Linked DNA regions of Homo sapiens: region 2 is linked to region 1. The links are chromatin contacts, found by Hi-C or POLR2A ChIA-PET in ENCODE. All regions are on one chromosome and are shown on one strand. Each heading gives the region's core, a stretch centred on a gene start or an enhancer-like site at or near the end of the contact. The rest is flanking DNA. Distances are from core to core; before and after follow the strand shown.

Region 1 (6,502 bases), core at 1-2,500:
AGGCAGGGATTAAACAAACAAAAACAGCAACAACAACAACGACAACAATAAAGAATGAAGATTATTCAACCAGAAACGACAATGAGGGTGGGGAGAAGATAGAGGATGAAGACAGCGCAGGGTTGGGAGTAGAAAGACCACATTCTTGTGCTGGATGTTCAAGGATCACCGTGAGGAGAGTGAGGGCGGCTTTGCCCTTTTGATGTTGAGTTAAACTGTAATACAGATTTTCCATGTAAGTACTCCGTCATTTTCAGGTGGCAACCGGATAAACTTCAGGTGCCACCATGGAGCCGACAATCACCAGCAGCGAACAGGACGGGAAGAAGGCTGGGACAGAAGGGTAGTTGCATCTCCGCAAACGCACAGGTCTAGGAAAGAGGCACCTGGGCTGTCCCCGGGCTATCTCGTTTCAAAGTCACTTAAGTTTCTGTAGCTTAGAAGCGGCCCTTGCCCTCTGGTATCGGGAGACGACTTTGCTGCAGACATCGAGGTGCTCGGAATGACCTTGGTGATCAACCTTAACCTGAAATTCCCGGTCCTGCATTGCCCATCTCCCGGGTCACTGCTGCTGACAAGGCTCTTCTACAGTCCTGGGTTATTCTACAGTCTTTCAAGAGGGCTTCCCCTAAATCCTCTCCCTAGGAATGCTTGGAAGGACGGGAGGAGCAGCCTGGAGGCTCCCATCGTTTATTCGGACACAGTAACAGCCCGTGCCATGGCTGCGCTACCGCGGGAGCTAGGCTCCGCAGCAGAGGGCCCCGGGCTCGCTTCGGGGTGGGGGCGCCCGGGGTGTGCCGCGCCCTCGGGGCTCACGTCCCGGGCGGGTTTCCGGGCCTCGGCAGGGCGCGAGGCGGCGGCGGGGCCGGCTGGCAGGCTGATGATGATGATGCTCTGTGCTCGTAGCCGATGGGAGGCAGCGTGAGCCCGAGAGAGCCCAGAGCAGCCGCGGTGGCAGCGCTGGAGCGCAGCCTCCTCCCGCTCCCATAATGCACAGGGCGGCGGCGGTGGCGGCGGCGGCAGCGGAGGCAGCATCGCGGGCCGCCGAAGTGGCTGCGGCGGCGGCGGCGACCCCTAGGACCCCGGGCAGGTGGAGCGCTCGCGGCTGCTCGCGGCGAGCCCGGGAGTGATGGCGAGGCCCCTGCGGGCGGCCAGCGCCTGAGGCGCCCCGCCCCGCCCCGCCCCGCGCGGCCCTCCCCGCCCGGCCCTGCCCTGCCCTGCTCCCTGCCGGCGGCTGCGGGCGCTTCCTAGTCCGCTCGGGCGGCCGCCCAGGCGAGGTGCGGCCTCCGCACAGGCGGGGGGCGTAGGCGCGCGGGGCCCGCCATGGCTGCGTCGGAGCTCTACACAAAGGTAAGGCACCCCGCGGCCGGCGTCGAGGACTGGGGCTGTGCGGCCCTCGCCGCCAGCTGTCAGGCTGGGGAGGGGGCGGGAGCGCCGGGCCCAGGCGAGCCCCACCAGCGCCATCCCCTTCAGCGCCTCAGAACCCTCGGCCCTACCAGCCGGTCGCCCGCTGCGGCACCTTCCTCTTTCGGGCGAGATGGTGAAGGCGGCGGAAGGTGGCCCGCCTCGGGGGTCTCCCAGGCCCCTGCCGCGCTGCTCGAGCTGGGGGCAGAGCGGGCTTCGGAGTGGAAAGGGGGCCCATGTGGATTTAGCAGGGCGGGCGTGCCTCCCCTCCTGCTTGGCTTTGGAAAATTCCCGGCGGGTGGGAGATGCTTGCTCCAGTAGATCGGATGGGTTCTCTCGTGGGGACACGCGCTTAAAATAACGTCTTGTGTTGGTATGCAGTGCCGCTTCTACCGCCAGCTAGCCTTTCTGTGAGGTTATTTTGAATCCTGCAAACGGTGGCCGTATCACCTTTAGCTCCCCAGTTTAGCTGCGCTGGGGGTGGCGAGCCCCGGGGAAAGATGCTGCCGGATGAACGCGAGCTGATTCACCGGCTGGGAGGGTCGGTACTCATTTATCGCTGGGAGTTTGCAACCTGCGTGTAATCCCGCAGAGCCTTGTTAGGCTCCATGTCTTTACCATCCTCTGGGGCAAGCCTTTCCCTTCTGGGTTTGGTTTAAGGGAAGTGGCAGTCTTTTCTTAGACTGACATCAATATACTCAGGGTCTGGCGATCTCTGAATGACATATTATGGAGAACTGTCACTTGAGTGCTGCGCAGATTTGTGATGACCTTTGTGAATATATGTAATCATGGCATTTTATACTGTACACTCATGTGTAGGTAGATATTTTGCCAGATATTGATTACTTCTACATGCAGTTAATAGAGTTGCCTTTTCACATTAGCTTTTGCAACAGAACTTTCATTTAGGGTCCTGTAATCACTGGAATCATTGTTTCCAAATGTCACTGAAGTCCAGGGCCCAAGTTGCAGTGTGTTTTGTAGAGGAAAGAAGACTGGGCATCAAGAGACCTGGATTCAAGCCGGGACTTACTAACTGTGACCTTGGACAAGTCACTTAACATCTCTGGTTCGATTTCCTAATGAGTAAATGCAGTTAATTATACTTGCCTTGCATCCCTTACAAGCTGTTGTGAGAATCAAACTTAATAATCGTTGTGAAAGCTTTTTGTAACCTATGAATTTCTCTGCAAATATGAGATATATGATTAATTTCTTCAACCATGAAATGAGCTTGCATGAAACATTGTCTGAGACCTCTTTCTTTCTAGTTTTAGATTTAACGACTGTACAGTTGGAACTTCTCTCTCAACCTGGTAATTTCTTTAGGCATTGTAGATCTCTAACATATGAACGAATGCAATTGGAAACTGATTAAAAGTAACTTAAACACTTAATATGGTGCTTGCTATGTGCCAGGTACTGTTTTAAGCGTTTTAAAAATATGAACTCATAATCCTCATAAGGAACTTATGAGGTCGATATTAAGAAATATCAAAATCATTTTCACATGAAGAGATAATCAGTCTGTAAACATTCCTTGGTTACTTTGTGTAGCCCATCCCCTCCACTTCTACATCAAGTTTGTCCAACCCGCAGCCCATGGGCCGCATGTGGGCCCAGGACGGCTTTGAATGTGCCCCAACACAAATTCATAAACTTTCTTAAAACATGGGTTGTTGTGTTTTTTTTGCAATTTTTTTTTTAGCTCATCATTTATCATTAGTGTATTTTATGTGTGGCCAAAGAAAATTCTTCTTCCAGTGTGGCCCAGGGAAGCCAAAAGATTGGACACCCTCCGTTCTATATGGTGAGCAGTCATCTTTGAGTCACCTAATAGTAGGCTGCTTAACTAGAGACTGAGTGGATAATAAATTGTTGTTGGATTTCGAATGCTTTTTTCCCCCAGGATAATTTGGGAGAAAAAATTGAAAAGATGTTGTGATTTGTAAATGGTAAAGTTTTGGGCTTCTGTCACAGCTTTATCACAATCTATTTTAAAATTTACCTTTTAACAGCCTGAGGAACATAATGAGACCTGGTCTCTACAAAAAAATTAAAAAGTTAGGCTGGGCACGGTAGCTCACGCCTGTAATCCCAACACGTTGCCGAGGTGGGTGAATCACCTGAGGTCAGGAGTTCGAGACCATCTTGACCAACATGGCAAAACCCCGTCTCTACTAAAAATAGAAAATTAGCTGGGCGTGGTGGCGCATGCCTGTAATCCCAGCTACTCAGGAGGCTGAGGCAGGAGAATCACTTGAACCTGGAAGGCGGAGGTTGCAGTGAACCAAGATCGCGAGCCTGGGCAACAAGAGCGAAACTCTGTCTCAAAAAATAAATAAATAAATAAATAAAAATTAGCTGGGCGAGTTAGTCACGCCTGCGGTCCCAGCTACTCGAGAGCTGAGGCAGGATGATCAGCTGAGGCAGGAAGATTGCTTGAGCCTGGGAGGTTGAGGCTGCAGTGAGCCATGACTGTGCCACTGCACTCCATCCTGGGCAAAACAGCAAGACCGTGTGTTGAAAAAAAATTTTTTTTAACCTCTTTGTCATTATAAAGACAGACTGGCTTAGAGATCAAGACTGAAGTTGGGGCTTACACTGCCTTCTTCTAAATATACTTATGCCTAATTAATAGTCTGGTTACTTGGTTATTTGTTGGCAAATTCTTTTTGTGAATGGGCCTTAGCTTAATGGCAAGCAGAAATACTTATCAGGCATCCTGTGTGCCAGGTACTTTGCTTAATGTTTAGAGGATTTAACAATGAACAAGATACAGTCCTTTCCCTCAACACGCTCATAGTCTGCTTCTTACATTCTTGACCCACTTTGAATCTATAGGGGCATAAATAACCTGCTGTTACCTCAACAGCAGGCAGACAGCTGGTATGATATTTATTAGTAGAAGTTAGGGAATGGGTTGGGACATGGGGAAGGTTGGGCTGATTCCAGAGATAAAAACTACTATTGTAATTACTAGAGGAATAGGAAAATCATTAGAAGTATTATCAGTGGATAAGCACAAGGATCTTCCCCTTGCAGAGGATTATAGGAAGGAAGTTCTAGGATAGATTACAAGGAAAGATGTATTAGTGATATGCCATAATTATGGTATTTAACATTGTGGTTAAATCTGAAAAGTGCTCTTTAAAAAAATGTCATTCAGATCTTAAGGGCAGATTTTAATGTGTGATACAGATCAGTTCCTATTACAGTGAAGGACAAGAGACTGTTCAATTTCTTCTTTTTAGCCAGAATGGTAATGGTTTTGTCACAGCAATTTAACAAGGCTTCCATTTTGTAAGTTTTTCCAGCAGTATAAACATTTTAAGGACAATAGCTAGGTTCTTGGGATACTTGTCTGGAAACGAATATTTTGGTTAAAACATGTTTTGTTGATTTTTAAAAATAACAGCTTTATTGAGATATGTGTCTTATACCATATAATTCACCATTTAAAGTGTACTATTCAATGGTTTTTGGTTTATTCACAGAGTAGTATGTTGATGTGTTTGTGGTCAACCTGCCTTGCTCCCAAAAGAATTAAAGGAAACTATGATATCTCATTGCTTCTGATTTTGAAAATATTTGCTAGTCTTGACTTGCCAGTGGATATCTATATCATACATCATCCATAGGTGCTTTTGGTAACTAGAAGCAATTCTACATTTGTGGAGTAGGGTTTATCAATTAGACCTAGAAGGATTATCGGGAACATTATAATGAATGGCATGCTATTCCTCCTGTCATCATGTTCCCAGACACCATGGATAGCACCATGGTATCCATGCTATAGGATGGTCAAGATTACTTGAAGCTGGGTTTTTTTTTTTTTAATTTTTTATTTTTTTTGAGACAGGGTCTCACTGTGTCACCCAGGCTGGAGTGCAGTGAAATGAACATGGCTCACTGTAGCCTTTAACTCCTGGGCTCAAGCTGTCCTCCCACCTCAGCCTCGTGAGTAGCTGGGACCACAGCTATGCACCCAGCTAATTTTTAAATTTCTTCTAGAGATAGTCTCAGTATGTTGCCCAGGCTGGTCTTAAACTCCTGGACTCAAGTGATCCTCCTGCTTCCACCTCCCATAGTGTGGGATTACAGGCATGAGCCACCACACCCAGCCTATTTTATTTATTTATTTATTTATTTATTTATTTATTTATTTAGGTTCAGGGTCTCACTCTGTTGTCCAGGCTGAGGTGTAGTGGTGTGAACATGGCTCATTGCAGTATCGACCTCCCAGGTGCAAGCCATCCTCCCACCTCACCTTCCTGGGTAGCTGAATCTACAGGCATGTGCTACCAAACCCAGCTAATTTTTGTACTTTTTACAGAGACAGGATCTTGCTGTGTTGCCCAGGCTGATCTCTAACTCCTCAGGTCAAATGATTCTCCTGCCTCGGCCACTCAAAGTGTTGAGATTACAGACATGAGCCACCATGCCTGGCTTATTTTTAATTTTAAAAAAGTTTTAATTTTTTTGTTTACTTTTGTGTTTTGTTTTGTTTTTACCTGAAGCTGTTTGATTAGGAGGTTCCCATGTGTGCTGAGATGCTGAGTATTGTAACAGTGCAAAGACAATCTAAAATTCCACATTTGCAAAGCATGTTAACTTGCCTAGATGAAACAGCTCTTAAGGTCAGTAGATTGTATATGTGTAACTTTCCATTCCCAACATATCCTCTCATATATACAGGAGCCACATGGCCTAGATTTTTTCTGGGATAGATCCACTTTTATATTCTATGGCACTGTCTCTTCAAACTACTGATCTTGGAAATTCTAATATTTTCATGTCGAGACTGTATTTCTCAGACTGCTTCCAACATCTTAAAGAGGAACAGAAATCTCATCTCTGATCATGTGCCCTGACTTGGAGTTTGGCAAGGATGTTAGCTGTCCTCAAGTCTCCTGTCATGCCCTTTCCATTTGAATTTCCTCCTGGTGTTCCTAGGCCTGTTAACGACTTGCTGTTCTCCTAGTTCCGCAGCTTGGAAACCTCCGTATCTTTTTTCTTGTCTTTCACATTCGACTTCTTCTATATCAATTCTAATTTCAGTTGACATCCAGCTGATAGCTCAGATTTGGAACTC
Region 2 (7,099 bases), core at 2,883-5,382, 200 kb before region 1:
AAACCCATTCCAAACTCATGTCTTTTATCTGTGAAGGACAGGCTCAAAGGTGACAAGGATCTGAGTTGCATTTCAGCAGCAGATACCAAGGATTCCCTGATAAAGCTGAGTTTGCCAATTAGGCTGAACCCTCCCAGCCATGACTAAGACATATGAAATATTAATATGTATTTCAATAATGTTTCATATTCTGATTTTCCTAGGCGGGGAACTTCTGGTCCTCATTTCTCTACCCCACCTAACTAACCTTTTCTTTTCCCCAGTGGAAGGATAATTGTTGTGAAATGTAAAACCCAAAGTTTCTGACCAGAGCTTCCTGAAGCTTTTCCCAGAGTGACCTCAATCACTAGGCCTCAAACCAAACAAACAAACAAAGAAATCTATTTAAAGATATCCTTTCTACCACTCCTAATCCATAGCCTACTGCTAATGGACAGATGGGCATGGTGGTGCCTGCTCAGAGAGCTCCCCAGTGCTATCAAAATACTCAGTCAACGCTCACTGCCCAGCAGGCTGCACCTCCTCCCAGCCCACTCAGCAGAGCAGCCACTTGGAAGGATGTGTAGGACATGGCCTTCTGAATCAGCCAGAATCCAGCAGGGCTCCCTGGGACCTAGGCTTGAGGGATATTAGGACAGACAGGAATGAGCTTAAAGAGGCAGTTCCAATGGGAGCTGTTCCTGACTCTCAGGTCCAGGCCCAGGTTGGGGGCCACTAAGGGCAGCTGTCTCTATAGGAACCTCAAGGTCTAGTCCAAATCTTCCAGCCCAGGAAGCTGGAGCGCACCGATAATAGTTGGTTCTTCTCACTGGTTCCTCCTGAGAAAGGACTTCTTAGAAAAGAGAGACTCAGGCATGATTGAGGTTTCTATGCTTGGAGGGCCCTGAAGCCTCAAGTGACTTCCCTCTGCCTTCCCACCCAACAGGGAGTCTTTATTGTTCACTTTCATTCATAATATACTGAGACCCAGAGGGCAGGTTGTAGTCCTGGGACATGCTTTTTTTTTTTTTTTTTTTCCTGCTTTGGAACTTCTTGCTACATCTGCAGCTGAATGTGATAGGATCTGGGTAAGAGGGCTTGAATACTGTGATGCAAGAACCCTGGCTTTACATAACACATGTCCTGCTCTGCTGATGGTGCAAAACTTAATACAAGAACTCAACACCCACAAAGAGGTAACTCAAGAATCACAGCCATGTATGGCTGCAAACATTTTGATTTGCTGTAATTTCCTCTCCACACACCCCATCCCAGTTGTCAGTAATGACACTTGCTTCTGAGCAACCAGCACAAAAATGAAAATGTAGCATAGCCATGTTTATCCTGGTCTGGTAACCTTCAAGAACTCAAAGTTCAAGGAGAGGAAAAACACTGTTTTTTTAACTTCAGGGTACATCTTTTGCAAATAAAACTTTTTTTAGAGTCAAAATAACATTTTTACATGTAGCCAAATGGTATGGTTATATTCCTTTCTGCGTAAGGATTTTCTGGGGAAAAAATTAAATAAAATAATTATATTCTTTAATATATAATTCCTAATTAAAACTCAAATTTCCCAAATTGTCCTAAAAATGTCCTTTATACTTGGTTTCTCTAAACTAAGATCCAATACAAGACGATACATTGCACCTGTTTTTTAATGTCCCTATAGTCTCTCAATCTCTAACAGTCTCTTTCTGTCATGCTACTGACTGTTGACATGGCATCAGCTGACCTGCCAAATGCCAGGCCTCCTGGATGTGTCTAATGGCTTCTTAGTGATGTTATACAGCTTTTTCTCTATTCTTTGAATTTTTTGTAACCTGGAAGTTAGATCTAAAATTTGAGATTCAGGTAAACGTTTCTAAACTGACAGAATGCTAAGTGTATCTTATAAATGGAGAAAGTGTCACACGGAAAAGCTGAGTGACATAAATGATCATTATACAAGTTATATAAAGTATCAAACATGTATGAAACTGGTACTTCTCAGTTAGACCACATTTATCTTAATCTCATGAAACACAAAACCTACTTATTTATTCATTATATGAATGGAGTCTACTTAACTCTAACCTTAGAATCAAGTAAGTCACAAACATGAAATGTTTTGTATAGAAATCAGAATGTTACAGGCTTCTACAGGAAACTCCCTTGTGTTCTCTTGGGAAATGGATTTGTCTGTTTTTATTTTTGACTTACAACGCTATCCTGATCTCACTCCTCATTCTGGGCAAGGCCCAACCCCTTCTACTTTCACAACTGCTCTGCCTGGTCTCTACCTGCACCCTAAACCCATAAGGGACAAAAGCAAGAGTAGCAGCAACAAATTCAGGTAGAAGAAGCCTGGATATGTGAAGGTCTACCTTGCTCTCAAAGTTTATAAGCACTTCTCTTGGCAAAACTTAACTTACTCCTAAAATATTTTGCCAGGTTTTATTGAATAAATACTGTTTTATGAGCTTATCTCTTACTAAAGCAAGCCACCTTAAGGTGGCCTTGGCATTTTTTGTTTGTTTGTTGAAGGAAATATTGAGCCTCTCAATCATCCTTAAGCCAGGCCAGCTTCTACCCTCTGTTGTGGTGACCATGGAACACAGGGCAGCTGCTGGGAAGGATGAAATCCCTCTCCAAGTGCTAAGTTACCCTTGGAGCAAAAGCAAGGAGGCAAAAAGAGGGAGGGCTATAAAGGGGTATATATTATACATATGCCTGAATATGTACAGAATATTTCGGGAAGCCCAGATAAGGCTGCTAAGTGTGATTGCTGGGGGATGGGGGTTGGCGAGATGGGGAATAACTGGGGTACTGAGGATACTGGGGAAGAAGAAGACCAATTTTAATGTATACTCTTTTTTTTTTTTTTTCTTTAGAGACAGGGTCTCACTCCACGGTACAGGCTGGAGTACAGTGGTGGAGTCATAGCTCACTTCAGCCTCCTGAGTCGCTGGGACCATAGGCACATGCCACCATGCTGAGCTAATTTTTTTTTTTTTGTAGAGTCAGGGGCCTTGTTTTTTGCCCTGGTCTTGAACTCCTAGCTTCAAGTGATCCTCCTGCCTCAGCCTCCCCAACTGCTGGGATTACAGGCATGAGTCACTGTGCCCAGCTATATACCCTTTTGTACTATTTGAATTTTGTTTTACCGTGTGCACATATGACTTTTTCAATAAGCACAGGTTGTTTTGTTTAATGCATTGATGTATAATGTTACCATTCTTGGGAGGATTACATTTGAACATGACTTCAGCTAAAGGAATCTGTCACTGATAGAATTTCAGGTGGCTGGCCAAGTAGGGTGGCTCACATCTGTAATCCCAGGACTTTGGAAGGACTAGGCGGGAAGATCACTTGAAAGCAGGAGTTCGAGACCACCCTGGGCAATATAGCAAGAGTCTGTCTTTTTTTTTTTTTTTTAAAGGAAAAAAGGAAAAGAATTTCAGGTGGCTGACTCTCTAGCTATTAAGGTAGAGGAGGTAGTTTTTGCTAGAAGAAAGCCCTTCCCAACTCTTCTGAAGTTATGATGACAGCTCAAGACGGAGCCGACCATGTTTCTGGGAGAAATTCTATGGTGGGCTATACTTGTATTTAGGCAGGTCTCCAGCAAGAGAATGTCCTAGTCAAGAAAGTGCGGCTATGGCCTTCACTGTCCCTCGACAAGGTGAAACCTGCTCTCTCCCCCAGCCAGAGGAGAGAGAGGTATTTTTAACCTTGGTGTTGGCTAACGCAGGGTTTCAGGTATTCTCCGGGGTGTACTATGAGACAAGAAAGCCACGATATAACACTTAGACTCATTTGCCCTATCTCAATGTGCTGGTTTTATGCACCTTGGAGAATTGGACCATAAAAGCTGTAATAAGTGAAAACTATTTATTATGCTTCTCCAGTAACCCTTTGGCTATTGTCTTTCTTTTGCTTCTGAAGCAGAAGTGCAGTGCAGCAGTGGGTCGCTAACCTTACCCTCACATCCTTTGGCAAGGGGATAGAAAAATTACCTCCATAGCATTTGCCTTAAGTAGACCAGGAAGAGAAACCAGATTTGGGTCTATTACAAAAGAACTAGAATTACAGGAAGGTTATTTAGGTTCTCTTCAGAAGGTGGCATGCGTTAGTCATTAGATCTAATGGCACGTGCGTGAGACAAACCAAGTCAACAGGAAATGGATCATGCCATCTGTGAGAAGAGGACAAAAGTTGAAGCATGTGTGCTATGCAGAGTCTTTGCAGATTTGGGGAGGGTGGATTTTTCTCTCACCAAAAGAAGGAGTGGAGAGATGTTGATTTCCAGAATTGATTAACAGAAGAGGATGCAGACACTTCACTTAAATAAATATATCCCCACAAGCTACCAGCTGAGCAACTGCTGGGCTAGAAAGTAACTTGAGTTTAGACCCATTTGGAGATAACTGTCCCTTCCATAAAGAGAAAAGAAGGCTAAATTTAAGCAGGTGGTGAGTTTGGTTAAAAAAGAAAGGCAACAGCTTCGGAAACCACCAGCATTCTGATTACAAGGCTATGTGATCCTTTCAGAAACTGGAGCCTATTCAAGAATCTAAATCAAATTCAGTTTAGGTTTTTGGGGTTCAAACTGGTCTAAGAACAATCCTGACCTCCTAGCAGTCTCTCAGTCAATGAAGAATGGGCTTCTCTTGTATCATGGATATAGAATACACCTAGTTGCAAGGCAGGGACAGGGTAATATACAGTTTATAGCTGTCCAGACTCCAAATGCTTGTTGGAACCCCTCAAGAAGCCCTTTGGGGCTGGAAGGGAGGAGGGCTACTTCCAGATTTCTGAGTCACCTCAAAAAAGGTAGCCTTGGAAGCCAACTCCTCTCTGCTGCGGTCTCTGCATTTTACATCTCCATTCTCCTCTTTCTACCCCTTCAGCTTCCTAACTATTCATCGTCCCTCTTCTTCCTGACTGGGATTCATGTATTAGCTTTTTAAAAATGAAACCCCAAGAATCACTTGAACCCGGGAGGCAGAGGTTGCAGTGAGCTGAGATCACGCCACTGCACTCCAGCCTGGCAACAGAGTGAGACTCCACCTCAAAAAAAAAAAAAAGAGAGAAGAGAGAGAGAAAAGAAAGAAATCCTAATATAATAAAATTATTATGACCATGTGGCTATATGACCATTAAATATTTGTTTTGCACTTCATTCCTTTTTATTTCTTCAGCAAAATGAAATGACCCAATTAATTGCAGAACCCTGAAATCTCACTAATTTTTAAAATCAGAATTCATTTACAGACTCTGATCCCTTATTGTAAGTGACTTTATGTAGTTACGGTCTAAAACCTATTACCAAACAGACTTAACTAAACAATCTTGGTTCTTCTGGCCTGCTTTTTAATTGGAAGAGGAATCTGGAAACCATTACAAAATAGACTGCAAATGAGTCACAACAGGTGACTGTATTTTCCTTTCCGGTTTGAGGCAGTGCAAGATAAATTTAGTTTCTATTATTTTTTTTGTTTCTCAGGAAGATCAGAACTTGCTAAATAAATTAGGATTACTGATCTGATCCCTTCAATTTTCATTTCCTTTCAGGGGTGTTTCTGATCAATAATGAAAGGTCTTTTCATTACTCCAGGGCTCCCTGGAATCAGGCCTGAGATGTGATCTTTTTGTTGTTAAAACATGTTTGGACCACTTAATATCCACAGTCAACTCTATGGTTCATGCAGTCTTTTTAATGTAATACTGACAGCGAACAGGTTTCTGGCTCTTGGTTTTTTATTTTATATTCCCTCATTCCAGAAACATGAAATCGGCACACATTGTGTCTAGGATTGTCCTATGAGCTGCATGAGGGAAGAGGTGTACGGTCTGACCTCTGTTTTCAAGGAAATAGTTGGTAACTCTTTTTTTTTTTTTTTTTTTTTTTTGAGACAGAATCTTGCTCTGTCGCCCAGGCTAGAGCGCAATGGTGTGATCTCAATTCACTGCAACCTCCACCTCCCGGGTTCAAGCGATTCTCCCGCCTCAGCTTCCCCAGTAGCTGGGATTACAGGCACCCATCACCAGGGGTAATTTTTTATTTTTGTAGAGATGGTGTTTCACCATGTTGGCCAGGCTGGTCTAGAACTCCTGACCTTAGGTGATCCACCCACCTCGACTTCCCAAAGTGCTGGGATTACAGGCGTGAGCCACAGTGCCCAGCCAGTGACTAATTCTAAGGAAGCCTAAGTGACAATAAATAATGCATAAATAAGTGCTAAGAGTTTAAGGAGGGAAGTATTCCTGTGGGAGATGATTTCTCAGGAAGATATCACAGAAGAAAGCCGTGAAATCAGCATTTAAGGAAGCAGTGGACTCTGAGGCACTTCAGGCAGTGTGGCAGACCAGACACTCTGAATAGATACCCCAACAGAACAACTAGACCTGCATGGAAACATGCTTTTATTTGCATCAGTGAGCTTGTAGGAAGTAAGGGAAATTCCCCGGGGGCAGGGATGAAAATATGAGCTGAATCCAAATGATGAATAGCAGGTGCACAGGAAAGCTGCAGTTACCCTAAAGGCAAACCCTAACAAACTGCCCTATGGAGGCTGTATTAGTCTGCTTGGGTTGCCATAACAAAGTACCATAGACTGGGTGGCTTACACAATAGAAATTTATTTTCTCACGGTTCTGGAGGCTAGCAGTGCAAAATCAAGGAGCTGATAGTGTTGGGTTCTTCTGAGGCTGCCCTCCTGGGTCTACAGATGGTGGCCCTCTTGCTGCCTCTTCCCAGGGTCAACCCTGTGGGCACACCTCATTGGTGTCTCTTCCTCTATAAAGACACTAGTCATATTGAATTACAGTCCCACCCCAAGGGCCTCATTTTAAGTTAATCGCTTTTTAAAAATCTTAACTGAAAATGGTTGCATTCTTAGGTAATGGTGGTTGCGACTTTAATATATGAATTTGAGAAGGACATGATTCAGGCCATAACAGAGCCTAAGACTTGGGTCAGCAGCAAAGTGAAGGTGCTGAACCCTAGACCTCAGAGTAAGCCAAGGACCCTGGAAGACGTCAAATGTTCCCATGTGGGCAGTGCCTCCTGCGTGCAGATACAAATGAAAATTTCCTCTGAAAGAAAGCAATCTCAGTTTACGCCCTAAGGTTTCCTACA

What was found. Hi-C counts contacts between places; a loop is a spot of excess contacts on that map. ChIA-PET counts read pairs that join two places held with the same protein, here RNA polymerase II (POLR2A). Pooled maps may share reads with other maps.
Region 2: a loop to region 1 is called in a map of gastrocnemius medialis, with 4 times the contacts of the local background. The contact joins the enhancer-like site here to the promoter of MYO5A in region 1. A Hi-C loop is called at or near these places in 26 of 168 maps with a recorded cell type or tissue (A673, CD4-positive, alpha-beta memory T cell, CD8-positive, alpha-beta T cell and 20 more), 31 of 37 single-sample maps with no recorded cell type and 35 of 50 pooled maps. POLR2A ChIA-PET finds 5 or more read pairs at or near these places in 6 of 52 experiments (HepG2, OCI-LY7, Panc1 and 3 more).

What each region holds. Positions count from the first base shown.
Region 1 is chr15:52,523,628-52,530,129 of GRCh38, reverse strand. It overlaps MYO5A (myosin VA), which reads left to right and starts at 1,250. Exons shown (of 42, transcript NM_001382347.1): 1 at 1,250-1,350. The coding sequence starts at 1,324. RefSeq lists a silencer at 721-1,600.
Region 2 is chr15:52,727,369-52,734,467 of GRCh38, reverse strand. No RefSeq gene overlaps it. Among named protein-coding and RNA genes, the nearest start is that of ATOSA, 52 kb to the right of the region's middle. Within about 2 kb of position 4,132, at least 5 of the 41 ENCODE cell types and tissues checked have a DNase peak (open chromatin) inside an H3K27ac peak, as active enhancers do; they include CD8-positive, alpha-beta T cell, OCI-LY7, endothelial cell of umbilical vein and 2 more, where a contact is called at or near this core.